2 separate regions of the Homo sapiens genome follow, and region 2 is linked to region 1. Evidence: read pairs that join two places in POLR2A ChIA-PET (ENCODE). Cell type or tissue: A673. All regions are shown on one strand. Each heading gives the region's core, and the rest is flanking DNA. Links, peaks and the distances in the headings are about the cores only.

Evidence for each region. ChIA-PET counts read pairs that join two places held together with the same protein. Peaks named below come from ENCODE experiments on the same cell type or tissue, not always from the same donor. Only the 100,000 strongest peaks of a DNase experiment are listed, where the experiment ranks them.
Region 2: POLR2A ChIA-PET joins it to region 1 with 9 read pairs; 1 of 35 experiments calls an interaction of 5 or more read pairs at or near these places.

The regions. Positions count from the first base shown.
Region 1 is chr1:183,777,191-183,785,373 of GRCh38, reverse strand. It overlaps a transcript of RGL1 not described here. Among named protein-coding and RNA genes, the nearest start is that of RGL1, 24 kb to the left of the region's middle. In A673, for the core only: no CTCF peak of the experiment used is centred there; DNase peaks (open chromatin) are centred at 4,463, 5,763, 6,363, 7,143 and 1 weaker place; H3K27ac peaks cover 4,000 bases.
Region 2 is chr1:183,644,362-183,652,493 of GRCh38, reverse strand. APOBEC4 (apolipoprotein B mRNA editing enzyme catalytic polypeptide like 4) reads left to right here. Exons shown (of 2, transcript NM_203454.3): 2 at 3,683-6,219. The coding sequence starts at 3,713. The coding sequence ends at 4,816. It also overlaps a transcript of RGL1 not described here. Among named protein-coding and RNA genes, the nearest start is that of APOBEC4, 4.9 kb to the left of the region's middle. RefSeq lists a silencer at 6,446-6,740. In A673, for the core only: no CTCF peak of the experiment used is centred there; no DNase peak of the experiment used is centred there; H3K27ac peaks cover 785 bases.

The DNA of each region.
Region 1 (8,183 bases), core at 4,180-8,179:
TTAACACATGAAAAAGGGGAGAAATATTCAGTTCAAGCGAAGGAATGGCAGGAGCAAAGGCATGGATGCCAAAGAATACAAAGTAATTTCACGGGTGGACCGAAAATAGTTTGATACACCTGAAGGATTAGTGCAATGGGAGATGGGCTAAGGCCAGATGACAAAGAGGGTGGGGGCCATGCTAAGGAATTTAGACTTTATCCTGGGGCAATGGAGATTATGGGGAGATTTCATGCAGTAGAGCTACATGAGAAGACTTGCATTTTAAAAAGTTCTAACCGCAATATGGAGAAAGGATTAGAGCAGCACTGCCCCACTGAAAAATAATGTGAGCCGCTTATAAATTTTAACTTTTTCCAGAAGCCACATGAAAAGAATGAAAAGAAACACGTGAAATTAATGTTTTATTAGTTTATTAATTGTATGAATTTTACTCATATAGTTTATGCCACAGTATTAGAAGGGGGCCTGCAGAGAAGTGAACACACTGGAGAAGTGCTTAGGAAGGAGAATGGCCGAAATTTGTTACAGGTGAGGACTCACTTAACTCTGGTTCCTTTTACACACTAGGATCAAATTGATCTTCCTGAAATACAGCTCCAATTAAGATATTCCTCTGTTTTAATTTTTCCATTGTTCTCCTTTTGCCCACTAAATAAGGCCTAGACTCTTTAGCCAGCAGTGAACCCTGACTGTTTCTCCAGTATCTGCATCCTCCCCTCCAAACAGCTGGACCGCTCTGCTCCCACCTGTAAACCCAGCGTCGAAGGTCAGTCATAACCTTAAGCAGAAGGCATTAAAAGACTTTGGCTCAGCACTCTGGAATGGAGTATTGAACCATTCTTACTGCTAGTCAGGCCCATGTTCCAGGTCTGACTCCTGGCTTGGAAATCTGCCTGGTCCCTCTGGGGCTGGGGCCCAGCTTCTTGCTTTCCATTCTGCTGTTTCCTCCCAGAGCTTGGAAGTCTGCCCATGAACCTGAGCATAGCGGCTGGAGCCTGCTAACTGCTGACAGACTTTCTTATTCCCTCAGTCTTGATTACACTTCTAAGTGCCACCTGTTCCTGTATTTCCCAGTATCAGGCACCTTCCCTCCTTGAGACTTGTCTCCTACCTCTCAGTACCAACTTGTCTGGGTGACCGCTTGTCATCTATCGCCATATTCTTCTGCACATCTCTTCTAATGCCTTGTCTGCCAGCCTAGACTTCCTCACAGTTCCTGATCAATCCTCGAGGGCAGATCTGGTCCCTCCCAGTTTGCCCTGTCTTTTGCAGCAAACCAGGCTATTTCTAACAATTATCTGTAGCTATGACAATGAACATTCAAGGCCCTGCAGATTAGAGCCCCACCACACCATTGAAACTTCTTCCTTAATATGCTTGTGTACCCTTCACTCCACTCAGAATAATCTCATCATTGTATGCTATTCATGCCCCAAGACTGCAGACCTCCCTGATTTATTCCTGACAACTCCACACCCTGGAAAAGTCTTTTTCCCATTCCATTCCTATTTAACTTAGGCATTCACAATAAATATTAAATTCAAAAATATGACAATCCATAATCTCCTCCCCACTCCAACTGGTTACATCTCCCTCCTCTGAACTCCTGTGGCTCATTAGCTGGGTTTCCATTATAGATTTTATTGCATTCTTCCTTATTTTAAATGTCTTATTTCCCTAAGAATATAAATATCTTGGGAATAAGATCCATGTCTGATTACTTAGCAAAGCAAAGTAGCTGGGGGAAAGGGAAATAAGGAGAAAGGGGGAGCAGGAAAGAGAGACTTGGCTCAATTTCACAAAATGAGTAATAGTCCATCAAGGATTATTATTGAGCAAGCTCACATTGTCACATGCCTGTTTAGTATCCTTAATCAAATCATTCCTGAAGCATGGAGGGCAAGGGCTCCTGTCCCTATGGACTTAAGGAAATCTCTGTGAGTCCTTAGGTAATAATATTGGATTGGTGCAAAAGTAATTGTGGTTTTTGCTATACTTTCAATGCAAAACCACAGTTACTTTTGTGCCAATCTAAGTATCATTATATATATGTATGTGTGTGTGTTCCTTATTTTCTTCCCTTTGCCTGTCTATTTGAACTTATCTCTTCCCATCTCCCCCTCCCTCTCTCTCTTGTTGAATTCATCTGGGAACCCCCACTCCTCACCCCAAGGTTTGAGAGTTCCCCAAAACGGAGCTGGAATAAATTCAGTAACCCAGTAGAAATCCCTTCAGTTCTTCCTTTTGGCACCCACTGGGTCCACAAATAAGCAGCAGCTTTCCTCATTGATAGGAAACTCAAGGATCCTGGGAATGCAGCTCTACCCTCCCCCGGTTATCTTTTAGAAATTCAGTTATCTTTAGAAATTCAGTACCAGTGGAAAAGGTTCAGGCCGGAGAACTAGATATTTCTGTTTATGATTAAGGTGGGCAAAGTTGATTCTTGCATCCAGTACAATACTCAGCCTCTTGTTCCCTGTAAAGCAGTGAGATCTACACATGGACGTCTGACTACCCTCTCATTTTGCCATTGTCTACACCCCCATGGCACTAGGAGAGTTAAGGAGACTGTGCATCATTACTTTGCACTCATTTTCCAGCTTTCCTCTTAGGAATTCCAGATACTTTAGAAAATATGACAGCAATCTCACCAAATCCCTGCATGGTACCTAGAGCACATTACCAACAAAAATAAAATAATTATAATCCACCCACCACAATATCTATTCTGTCTTCTGCATTATTCTGTAATATTAGATATCTGAGTAGCTCTCATGTGTATTATACTATTCCTGTTCAGCCATAAAAATATGTAGTGCCAAATCCCAGGCCATGAGTTATGAAGACACAATAGTTGCAAGTTCTATGATGCCAAACAGACCTCAAAAATCAAGTTTTATGAAGAAGCATTTAACTGTGATTGAACACGCTTCAAAGTGCTTTTAAGTGGTTATTCCTCCCAGCTTCCCTGTCCATGTAATGAGCTCCATTTCCCTGATGAACGCACTGAGTTTCCTTTAGAAGTAGCAAAAAAGATTCTATCTTGCCTCACAAATTTGATGGGTCTGTGTAAAGGCAGCAGAGTTGGCAATAACCTCTCAAAATACCACGTGTCTGGGTGGAGATGGAATAGTAAAGTCCTGTTTCCTGGGCTATGTTTTCTGGAATTGGAGCCCTGGTATCTTTGTGGCAGGTATCTGGGGACAGAGTGCCATCGGTGGACAATCCTCATAGAACCCACATCCTTTTCTGGCCAAGCACAGGGTGAACATTAACTTGTAAGGTGTGAAAGAAGATTTATTCTATTGATTAGCTTAAGAGCTAGATAGGAACATCACTTATTTATGTATCAGGTGTTCATAAACTAGAACACAGAAAACACTTTAGGAATAAAATCAGAAACCAGCTACATGAGTCTGGGAAAATATTATTTTTCTATCTATTCAAAATGGATTTTTATACTCTTGAGAGTGCAAATGGGCATAACCTTTTTAGAGCACAGTTTGTTGTGGTTTTAAAAATACATCAATATGTCCATCAGTATAGAGACTGTTAAATGAAAATGGCACATCCATGTAATGGATTACTGTGTAGTTAGAATGAGATGGATCTGTGTGTGCCAACATGAAAAGATTTCTAAGACACATCATTAAAGGAAAAATGCCAGGTATAGAATGACATGTACACTATGATACCTTATATGTTAAAACACACACATATATGTAGAGATGGGTACATATATACATTCAGGTACATGCATGATTTTTTTCTTCTGTAAAGAATCTCGAGAAATGGTTAACAGTGGTTAACTTTCAGTAAATGGATCAGATGGGGTGGAGAAATAGCTTAACAGAGTGGAGTGGCATTTGGGAGAAAAACCGGGGCCTAGTTTAGGTTTCTTATACTCCACAGTATTAAAAAACTTAATAAATATTCCATAACTATTTTAATGGGTTTCTAAGTTAGTGTTTTCAATAGCAACTGGGTATGTGGCCAAAGAGGGAAGAAAAAGAGAGTTCTTAGCAGAGCAATCCATAATACTTTCAGCCAGCTAAGGTAAGGGGGAAGTATTCCAGTCTACATAGAAGAAATTGATCTCTCCAAAAAAATGTTTACTGTGTGTGTTAGGAAGGAGAAGGAAGTGGAAAAAAGAAGAGTAATAATTGCTTCATCTGGGTTTTCAATTGAATTTGATTTTTTTCTACTTATTTTACTTCAGAAAAGAGATTTTGATAAGAGGAACTAGTCCATGCCTGAGAGTATGAAGAACCAAAATGTCCTAGCTATCCATAAAGTCGGAAGGATCACTCTTATCCCTGCCCCATCCCTCTGGCCAATGGAAAGGCTAGAAAAGAGGTGCTTGGAGGAAATGTTGACAAACCTACTTAGCAATAGGCCCTGAAGTGTGAGGAATATAAACCAGCTGCAGAGAACTGGCCTTCAGGAGCTGCTGGTGGCTCCATTGCCACGGAACAGCATGACTCCTTTGTTTTCTTGGGCCTGGGAAAGGAAAAATGTCTTTTACTCTTGTGTACAGTCTTGAACTGCAGCTTCATTAATCCATTTCATGGTCAGGGCTATTGTGGCATATTTCATTATTTATCCAGACAGTATGAAGAGGTAAGGCAAAACTGAGACTCAAAAGAGTCCACCGCGCTGAAAGTATCACCTATCATACACCTTTTGTTGTGACACATGTAGAGGCTTTCTATTGGCCAAAACCTATCCTCAAGCCTGTATACAAATCCTATAAAATAAGCATGACTTTAACATTTTTTTTCCTACCTGATGGTAATCCCATAAAGCACTGAATCTCCCCCTCTTCTCACTCACCATCCAAGCATTCAGTGCTGGGGCAGAAGAGGGCAGGTTGGCAAAATGAGAAGACTTATTGGATAATTTCTAAATGCTGAAGCTTCTTCAGGGAAGCAAACTTCCTGCCCAGGGCAGGTTACTTCAGCTAGTTACAGCACAGGGCTAATGAGGCCAAGGTCATGAGCTTGTTTACCCTGAGGGCCAATTAACTTTGATCTACTTTATGGCCACATCCTGTATCCCTCAATCCAAACAGCTGTTTCAAAAATGGATGCCCTTGACGACAAGGAGGACTGCTCCAAAGTAAAATAGATGTAACAGTTCAAATTTATCATGCTCCTGAAAAATGACGCAAAGCATATTAGAAACATTATGAACCCACATTTCCACCAAAATAATTATTTGCAAAAAATCAAGTCACCCAGCACATTAAGAATGTTGCACCCATTCACAGGTATTCTCCCAGGGAGGAAACTGGAATCAAGGTGAGTTTTATCAAATTCTATATCCTTTATATCTCACTAAGTATTTTATATAAAACTAAACTGAATCAACATTTTAGACACTATTTGATCTGAGCATTCTTCATGCTAATTAGATACTGATTTTCTCTTTTATGAATTGATAGTTATTTCAATTGACCCATTTCCTCCTTCACAAATACATTCTTCACCCACACACTATGCATAAAATACCTTCTGTTTTCAATTGGCTTGCAGAACTCAACACTGATGCTTTCCTATCATTCAAAAAAAAAAAGATACAAATTTACAAACTATCTTTCCTCAAACTTCTACACAAGTCCTTGTTTTTTAAAGTTTCCAACACAATCCACAAACCCAGACCTAGAGCAAACTTTGGGGCTATCTCACACACTCACCTTGACCCAGAATTAACTGTGGGGGCTACCTCACACACTGTCCTAGAATTAGCATCGAGAGTCATCTTACACACTCATCGTGAAACCTGAGCACGTCTTGATCTCAAGATAATAAAAAGAAATTTTGGCCAGGCACGGTGGCTCATGCCTGTAATCCCAGCAACTTTGGGAGGCTGAGGTGGGTAGATCACTTGAGGTCAGGAGTTCAAGACCAGCCTGGCCAACATGGTGAAACTTCATCTTTACTAAATATACAAAAATTAGCTGGGCGAGGTGGCACATGCCTGAAATCCCAGCTACTAAGGAGGCTGAGGCAGGAGAATTTCTTGAACCCAGGAGGCAGAGGTTGCAGTGAGCCAAGATCCAGCCTGGGTGACATTGCATTCCAGCCTGGACGACAAAGCAAGACTATAAGAAAGAAAGAAGAGGAAGGAAGGTGGGAGGGAGGGAAGGAAGGAAGGAAGGAAGGAAGGAAGGAAGGAAGGAAGGAAGGAAGGAAGGAAGGAAGGAAGGAAGGGAAAATTTTGAAATTTTGCAATGCTCCAAATAAGAATCACCACTTCTAATGAACAGCTACACAGCTTCCTTACTGATAGCAGTCTGTCCTCCAGGGGAGGAGGAAGTTTCCCCTTCTTTCTTCCTCCCAGCCACCTAATAGGTGTCCATGAAAGACTGAGAGAAAAGTCTAAGCGGAGCACCAGTTGTACCAGTGCCAGGTGTACAATTCTGCCAGGGGGTTGGCACAGGACCATCTCTTACAGAAACTGCTCCACCTATCACGGCCCATTTGTCTTCAAAGGAGCACTGAATCCAGGCCTCAGGAAAGATGCAGACAATTCCCTAAAGGATGAGCCCTCTTTTGTAATGATCTGGGAAAATATGTCAATCTGCTCAGAGAGACTTATGCTGACCATGTATATTTTGATCCAAAACCTGAGACATGTAGCTGAACCATAGATGACATACATCAAATCAGACTGAGGACAGAGAATTTGGAATATAGAATCCAGACCCTTTTTCCCATCCTAGATTTTCCATTCTCCCCAACTTCTTTAAAGAACCCTCCCAGTTCTCCATGGGCTATCAAGCCTCCCCACAGTTTCTCTGTTTACCCCCATAAAGGACAGAAACATATCATATAAAATAAGGTGTCCCAAATCCCTGAAACCATAAAGGATTATATATAAACATCATTTTATTTAGTAAAACTTTACATAGTATACAGTTTTCCCCATACTACTTGTTTATGAGGTCACTAGGAAAACCCCTACTCTTTTATGTCTTCCCTCTCCTGTTTATGTTTGATATCCTCCCTTCTCCCCCGCTAGATTTTTCCTTCTTTCCTATCCTATAGTACAGAGCCCCTTTTCTTCTTTACTGTATAATTCTAAACACAAGCGCTGCCAATAACCCTAAGCTATGCTGCATCATGCTGATTTGCACCAGCTGTGCCTTATGGCGGTTAACCCATGCTTATAACAGGGTCTCCTTAGATCTTCCTGTGAGAACAAAATCCACATACACATCTAAAAGTCACAACCAGTGAGGTGGAAAGTGAGCCAAAAATAAATAGATCCTGCTTTGAACTACTGATCACATTAAATAAGAAAAAAATACAGAGCTGGAGGAAAGAAAAATGCTACCCCGAGCTGCAGCTTAAAAATTTTCTTGGACACATGAAACAAACTGTAAAGATAATCTATCCCTTCAAACATCCCACTTCCAAATGAGATGTTAATTTTCTCAGTATCAATAGGGTTGGGGAGAAAGGAAGATCAGGGTAGGGAGTGAAGGAAAGGAAGACTATCATCATGCAGAATTCAAATGACAATAAAAAGTACATAAAACTCAAACGACAATAAAAAGTATACTCTAAAATTAAAAGCTAATGGCCAGGAACTTTGTCATGTAATTAGAGTTTGCAAAGCTTAGAGTCTTTGAAAATCTTAGATAATTGTAAAAACCAAGTCCATAGAGCAACAGTTGGGAATTAGAGTATAATGTTATTCTGCAACTTTGGGCAAATCACAATCTCAGATCATCAGTTTTCCTATGAGCTCCCTCCCTGAGGAGTCACAGGCAAGGTCACCAAATGGTTTGTGTATTCTGAATTATCTGGACCGCTTATTTTCCATTATGAAACCTTGTGTAATCGTCCTATGTTTGAACACGATGAGACATTGCAAATGACTGTCATTAGAATGTAATCCTCCTTCATCCCTGCCCCAGAGCAACTGTGTTCTAGATTCTCCAAACCAAACTCAAGTTGTCCTAGCTCCATAGGATAATGGACACATGCCATTGGTTTTGTTAAAAGAAAAATCTTCCAGATTGTAAAATTATTTATTAGTTTTACAAACTCTGGCTAACCTCAAGATCCGGGACACAAACATAATCCATCTGATGCAAGAAAATGTCAGCAGTATACGAAAATTAAGATAAAGTTAACTTTGTATTACAAAGCTTATGTACTTACAAGTTAGCT
Region 2 (8,132 bases), core at 1,842-5,841, 130 kb after region 1:
TTTCCTGCTTCCTCTTCAGATGAGGGTGATCAAAGAACAAGCCCAGAAAGACTCTGAAAAAGTGAAAACTTCACCAATAGGAAACTATAGTTGGTTGACACTGAAAAGTTGTCAGCAAGAATGAGACTACAGAGCTCCCTCCACTATGTGTTAAAGCCACAGTCCTCTCCATCTCCTTAAAGACAGTAATGATGTATCATTTCTGGCTAAAACAGCCACAGAAGATGGGGGTGCAAAGGAAGGCGTGCTTAGAAAAGCAATAGGGAGTTTCCATTTTGCTACCTTTATCTAAAAACACACAAAGACTTTTGTTTCCCAAAAGGGTAATTATGGGACCATTATATATAGTTAACTCCACATACACATCACCTTAAGAAATAGTAATAAAGACAGAAAAGTGCCTTTTGGTTCTGTTTCCATAACATTTAGCCAAATCAATCTGTAAATTGTCTATGGGTGAGTTGAAATTGTAATCTGAGCAGTAACCTGGATGTCCGGTGTACCACCCATAAGTCGACCACATCAAGGGCACAATATTAAAAAGCATGAAAGTTTGGGCTTGGTTTTGGCAAGTTCTGATGGAGAGATCCATCCAGCCTGATGAAGGCTAAGCAAGGAGGAGGTCCAGAGAGGAAACAATGCTCGGGAGTAAGCAGGAAATGGCGTCAGGTTCCAAGAGATCGTCCACTGCCAAGGGTTAAATCCAGCTCTCTAGAAGGAAAGCTATGACAAGGTCTAGGAAGCCTCAAGGCAGGAATTCAGTTACATCAGGAAAATATAGTACTAAGGAAAAAACAAAGCTAATGTCCAATCCTATGGATTAAGATGACACAGCAGAGGCTAGGAGAAATCTAGAATCTGGTGGGTATGTGGTGCCAGAGTTACTGCAGGATATTAGCCACTAAGATAATGGTGACATGAATAAAGCTACATTCCACCTACAGCTGGATTGAGGCTTTTAACATATTTTCTGCCCAGGATAGGATTAGCATAGGAACTCTGCAGGTTTCAGGCTAGAGATCAAGCTGTATCAAATACAGCAATGAATGAGCTGATGTGGGCTGAGGAAGACAGAAGGTGAACATAGCACTTCCATATGAGAGGCCATAATTTATTTATTAGCACAAGTATTCATACTTGTGATATGATAAGTGAGATTTTGAAAAGTGAAAAATATATTCTGTTGCAATGGTCAGTTTACCTCATTTAAATTTTCTGCCTTATCAGTTTTGTTATCTGACAAAGTTAAATGTAAAAAATGAAACCATAAATACTAGAAGAAAATATGGGGAATACTTAATTATGCTTTGATGAGGAAGGCATTTCTAAATACAATAAGAAAAAAAATCACAGGAGTAGAGACTGGACCACATAAAAATGTAAAATTTGGTGCAATTAAAATAACATTGGCATAATTAAAAGGCTGTATAAACCAGGTAAAATATTAGCAGCAAATGTGGCAGATTTAATATTCTTGATGCATAAAAATGTCTTGCAAACCAATAAGGAAAACTTCACGCAAAAAATAGGTAAAAAATCAAATATATTTCACAGAAGAATAAATACCACAGACCAATAAGCATGTCAAAAAGTGTTCAACTTCACTAGAAATAATAAAGGCACACATTATAGCAACAAAAAAATACCAATGCTCCCTTCTCAAATTGGGATAAACAACATTGTAAGAGAATGTGATAAGATTGGTACACCTTCCTAGGAAGCGATTTGACAATGTTTGACCTAATACTATGATTTCTAGTAATCTATTCTAAAAAAAAAAAAAAATCTGATTCTTTATAATAAATATTATATAATATATGCAATAGATAATTTCTCACAGAAATATTTATCAAAGTGTTATAATAATTAAAAGAGGCAAGAAACTGAATGTTACAGTTACATAATAAAAAACTAATTAGCCATGAATATTGTGTTTTTTGTTTTTCGTTTTGAGACAGAGTCTCGCTCTGTCACCCAGGCTGGAGTGCAGTGGTGGGATGTTGGCTCACTGCAAGCTCTGCCTCCTGGGTTCACGCTATTCTCCTGCCTCAGCCTCCCGAGTAACTGGGACTACAGGCGCATGCCACCACACCTGGCTAATTTTTTACATTTTTAGTAGAGACGGGGTTTCACCATGTTAGCCAGGATTGTCTCCATCTCCTGACCTCATGATCCGCCCACCCTGGCCTCCCAAAGTGCTGGGATTATAGGCGTGAGCCACCACGCCTGGCCGAATATTATTTTTAATAACATGGGAAAATGCTCATGGCACAATATTAAGTGAAAAAGCAGGGTATAAAACATGACTTTGTTTATATTATATGTAACATACACATATAGCAAAAAGACTGGAGGGAATAGACATGTTAATAGTGACGGAAGGCTGGACATGGTGGTTCACACCTGTAATCCCAGCACTTTGGGAGGCCAAGGTAGGAGGATCACTTGAGCCCAGGAGTTCGAGATCAGTGTGGGCAACATAGGGAGACTGTATCCCTCCTAAAAAATAAAAAAATTATCTGGGCATGGTGGTACATACCTGTGGTCTCAGCTATTTGGGAGGCTGAGGCAGGAGGATCACTTGAGCCCGGAAGGTTGGGGCCACAGTGAGCCATGATCATCTCACTGCACTGCAATCTGAGCAACAGAGCAAGACTGTCTCAAAAACAAACAAAATAGGTAGCTCCTAGAGCATTATAGGAACAACGATAACTGAAGGAATATTTTTTAAAGGAAAAAATCATTACTTAAAGATCTCAGCTTTTTGAGTTTAACATCCCAGAAACTACTAATTTGAAATATTCTAAAGAACCATATTTGCTTTCTGTAACAGTAATTTTTCAAAAGTCTTCTAACAAGACCCACTCACGGGAAAGAAAACTCTTACATGTCAATGAATGAGTGTCCACAATCCAAAGAATACTCAAGTGGCACTTTCCTAAGAAGTCTCTATCATTAAGCAAAAGAGATCCCATGATCCTAGTCTCAAAAAAAACCCAAAAACCTCCAAATTATTTCCAGTGATTTTAAGAAAGTTGATGTTAAATGCAAGCACACTGAATAGTTCTGCACAATACATTAGATGTTAACATATTCTGAGAAGAAAGATCATGAACAAAATGCAAAACACTTTTTTGTACTTTTATAATTAGGAATAATCTAGATAACCCTAGGATTTGTACTTTTACTACTAAGAGTTAATATTTACTGAGTCCTTACTATGTGACAAGCACATTAGTGAAGCATTTTATATTCATTCTGTTATTCAATGCTCAAGACAATCTTATCAGGTAAGTACTATTAATATCTTCATTTTACAGACAAGGAATCTGTGGCTCCCAAATGTTAAATAACTTGTCAAAGGCCACCAAGCTGATAATTGGCCAAGCCCAAATTTAAAACCAGACAGTCTGTTTCTAGAACTTGCATTGTTAACTCATTTGCTTTACTGACTTGGAATCTATGAAACAGGTAAAGTTGAAGAACGCCTTTCTCTTCTGTTTCCTCCCCATGCTCTAGGAGTCTCAATAAAGAATAATGAATCCTGAGCTTTTAAATCTATGCATATATCACTATCTTTATTGTGCTACTTCCTTTAAAGAAAGTATGGTTTAATAAATTAATGCACTGTCTTCAGTTTTTCCTGCGCTGGTTTTATATGTAATTTCTCTTCCTTGTTTAGGTTTGCAGCTAGAAGACAGTAAATCTAGCAATGGAGCCCATATATGAGGAGTACCTAGCAAATCATGGAACAATAGTAAAACCATATTACTGGCTAAGCTTCTCTCTCGATTGCTCTAATTGTCCTTACCATATTCGAACAGGTGAAGAAGCAAGAGTTTCCCTCACAGAATTTTGTCAGATTTTTGGATTCCCTTATGGGACAACATTTCCTCAAACAAAACACCTCACATTTTATGAACTAAAAACTTCTTCTGGTAGCCTGGTGCAAAAGGGCCATGCTAGCAGTTGCACTGGGAATTATATCCATCCAGAATCAATGCTCTTTGAAATGAATGGTTATCTTGACTCAGCCATATACAATAATGACAGCATCAGGCATATCATTCTGTATTCCAACAACTCCCCTTGTAATGAAGCTAACCACTGCTGCATCAGCAAAATGTATAATTTCCTGATTACGTATCCAGGCATCACTCTTAGTATTTATTTTTCTCAGCTCTATCATACTGAGATGGACTTTCCTGCCTCAGCATGGAACCGCGAAGCTCTCCGGAGCCTGGCCAGCTTATGGCCGCGGGTTGTTTTGAGTCCAATAAGTGGTGGGATCTGGCATTCTGTTCTCCACAGCTTTATAAGTGGTGTCTCAGGATCACATGTTTTTCAGCCCATTTTAACTGGGAGAGCACTGGCTGACAGGCACAACGCATATGAAATCAATGCCATAACAGGCGTAAAACCTTACTTCACTGATGTTCTTCTCCAGACAAAAAGGAATCCAAACACAAAAGCTCAGGAGGCTTTAGAGAGCTACCCCTTAAACAATGCCTTTCCTGGACAGTTTTTTCAAATGCCGAGTGGACAACTCCAACCCAACCTACCTCCAGACCTCAGGGCTCCTGTTGTTTTTGTGCTAGTGCCTCTCAGGGACTTACCACCAATGCATATGGGCCAAAACCCAAATAAACCCAGGAATATCGTAAGGCACTTAAATATGCCTCAAATGTCATTCCAGGAAACCAAGGACCTTGGAAGGCTTCCCACTGGAAGGTCAGTGGAGATAGTGGAAATCACAGAACAGTTTGCAAGTAGCAAGGAGGCAGATGAAAAGAAGAAGAAGAAAGGGAAGAAATAAAATCTACATTCCTACAGCATGAAACCAATTACCAAGGGACTTATTAGATAGGCAATAAAAATCTGGAAACTTTCTCTCTCAGGGCTGAGCCAAGATGGAGATAAACTGATGCACTAAAAGCAAACCTTGAATTATTTACCATATCAACTATTATAAAGTTACACTATTTTAAACATAATCCAAAATGTTTCCATAAGCAACTTGATCTCTCTCCTTTATTTTGAAAGTGGCAGTATCAAAATGGAACCATTAGCAGCTTGCTAATATTTTGATGCAGAAAAGGAATCTCATTATTCTATTTTACTCACATCATCTTTCCACTACAAAAGCCCATGGACAAAATAGCTACCTAAATTTGTTTCGGTAAAAAATTTACTGTAAAATTGAAAAACAGCCTGAAGCTACTGACATTAAGTGCTGTTTGCAGGAGCAAACCAGTGATTTTCTATTAATTGTTAATCATGGACAGAAGATTTTAGGCAGCTCATTTTTTTCTAAAGTGATTCAAAATAGTTTTGTGTGGGAAAAAGCTCTTCTGCTGATTACATATAGCTATAAAGATTAAAACCTAGCCACCTGCTCAGTTTGATCTTCCCCAGCTCAGACCTCTCCCTTCTGAGCAGATGATAGAGGTAAGATGATACATGAGAACCTCCAATGGCTCCTGTCATCACATACTGTATAAAATCCAAGTTCCTCTTACTGGCTTTCAAGGATCCTCCTTTAACTTCCTGTTGCCTTGTCTCATCAGCAAGATCATAAGTACCTACAGGTCAAGCACTGTCTCTCCCTTCTCTTTAGCTTTTCCCTTAGGATCTAGCACATTACCCAGCAAAATGTGAGTAGCAAGGCTGAAATGACATCTCAATAACTTCACCAATGATTGTAACTCAGCATCCCTTCTCCATCCCAGCTGAAAGCCTGCTTCACCATCCTGCAAGAGATGTTTTTTCTTTTTGTTAGCATCCATTCCCCTTTCTAATGCAGCTCCCAATGCATAATGTGTGTTTTACTTCCCTCTTTCTGACTCCATCCTCGTCACCAGTGAATATTTGTACCTTCTCTTAAAATCTTCAAAACACACTTCTAGGAAGTGCTCCTTGATTAATCCTCTAAGCACTTAAATGAAAGCACTTTGCTTATGCTTATTTCACATTTGCTGCCACTTGCCTCTTTGAAATATGTAAAGATACATTACAAGAAAAATGTACATTTTCTCGTAACTTGCTATTAATTTTTTTCTTTATATATATATATAAAGTAATCCTAAGCTAATAAAAGAGTTTGCCATGACATTAAAACATTTAATACTCCATAAGGGAGGAGGAGAAAGAAAAACATATTTTAGGAATAGCAATTAGTATTGTGGTTAAAATAAACATGAATAAAAATTTTAAAACAAAGTTTTATTGTTAGCATACAAATTTTAATGGAATTACTGGAATATAGTTTTATTCTGGGTATATAGTGAGTATTATTTAAAGAAGTACTGTTGAGGTTTATTTTTATTTCATGAAATCCTATGTCCACAATTTGGGATACTGAGTTAAAAAGATCCCAACATGACAAATCCAGCATCTCTGATCATTATTAAAATAGATCCAATTTGTTGCCAGAAAATGGCAGACTACAACATGAACCAGGCTACAGAGAATCCAATTAGAAACATGGTCTGAAATAGATGATGAACTGAACCTGGATATCAGTGGTATATAACAAAAGGAGAAGTTGTCAGAACTATAGGAAAGAAAGTGCCTTTGGCAGTTAAACTTTTGTACTGGTTCGATAAGACTAGGGCTACAAAGAAGATTACTCACAGGTCGTAAGTCCAGGCCAACCTTAGACAAAAGACTGTTAGAAGAGCATAAAGATATACTGTCCAAGGCAAGTAATCTGTTTCCTCATCTGTAAAACAAGAAATGTGGGCTAGTTCATCTTTAAGGTTCCTTTCAGCTCCGTCTGCTATAAGAAGGCATATAGCAAAGCAATAGTTCCACAAAGTGAGATCCTGCAGTGCAGTGATTAGCTTTCCTTGCTCACTACGCAGTGATTCTTGGTCATATCAGGCTGGCCGGGGATTGAGAGAGAGAAATTGGGTTGCTCCACCCCTCTTCAGCCAACTGGCAATGGTGATATGGAAGAATATCTCTGCCACCACACATATAGAACTAATGGAAATAAAGAAAATAGAAGTAAATTAAGGTAGCTAGTAATATGATGATCTGGAAAAGGCACTGGGATATATCCCAAGAAAACAATGAGACTGAAGAGACGGACACATTATCTTGGTGAATCTACCAAGGTCCAGGGTTTGGGGGTCTTAGCTTTATATGCTCAACTACCTACTTAGTAAGTACAGGGAGAATGGATTTACTCATCAGAAGCAGGTTTGGATTAACAAACCTCTTGAGATTGACATGTAAAGACAAAAAACTAATGTACTGATTTCTAGTAAGACTTATAACTGGATATGCAAGCATATATTCAAGTCATCCAGGTTACATAGCCTCTCCATGTAGATAAGCTACATAGCAAGCCAAATTATCATAAGGTTGCCTTATGGATTAGAGGAGTCCATTATGTGACTCAAATGTTTAGTGCTATCAGATTCTGCTTTAGTAGTGGTGACTGACATCTGCTTAGAATGAAGTGGTGGATGGGGTATGCACAAAGGCATCTCATTCCTGGACAATGTTTGGGAGGGTCTAGGCAACAAGAGACAACACAAACCTCTATGACCAGCTCCTGTCATAGCATCGATTTTCTATGTGACTAGAAATCCGTTTTCTATGTTTCATCAAGCTACAATCCAATTTATATAATACTAAATAGATTAGAATTCATCAAGCTATAATCTAATCCTGCTGATCGGACAGCAAATCCTATTTCTTTAAACTGCCGTTACATCTTTTTTATTCATAGTATAAGCAATCCAAAAAGTTTAACTCACAGAATGGAATCTTACTCTTCGTATTGGTTTTTAAGGAAAGCCACATAAATAAATTTAAAAATTAAAAAAATAAAATAAAATAAATTTTAAAAGGAAAGCCACATCATAACCTATGCTAATTTAAAATAATATTATTCGGCCAGGCGTGGTGGCTACTGCCTGTAATCTCAGTACTTTGGTAGGCTGAGGCAGGAGGACTGCTTCAGCCCAGGAAGTAGAGGCTGCAGCGAGCCATGATCACACCACTACACTCCAGCCTGGGCAACATAGCAAGACCCTGTTTCTAAAAAATAATATTATCATTATTACTAACATTGAGTGAGAGCTATATGTCAAGTATTTTTCTAAGCACTTACATGTATTAAT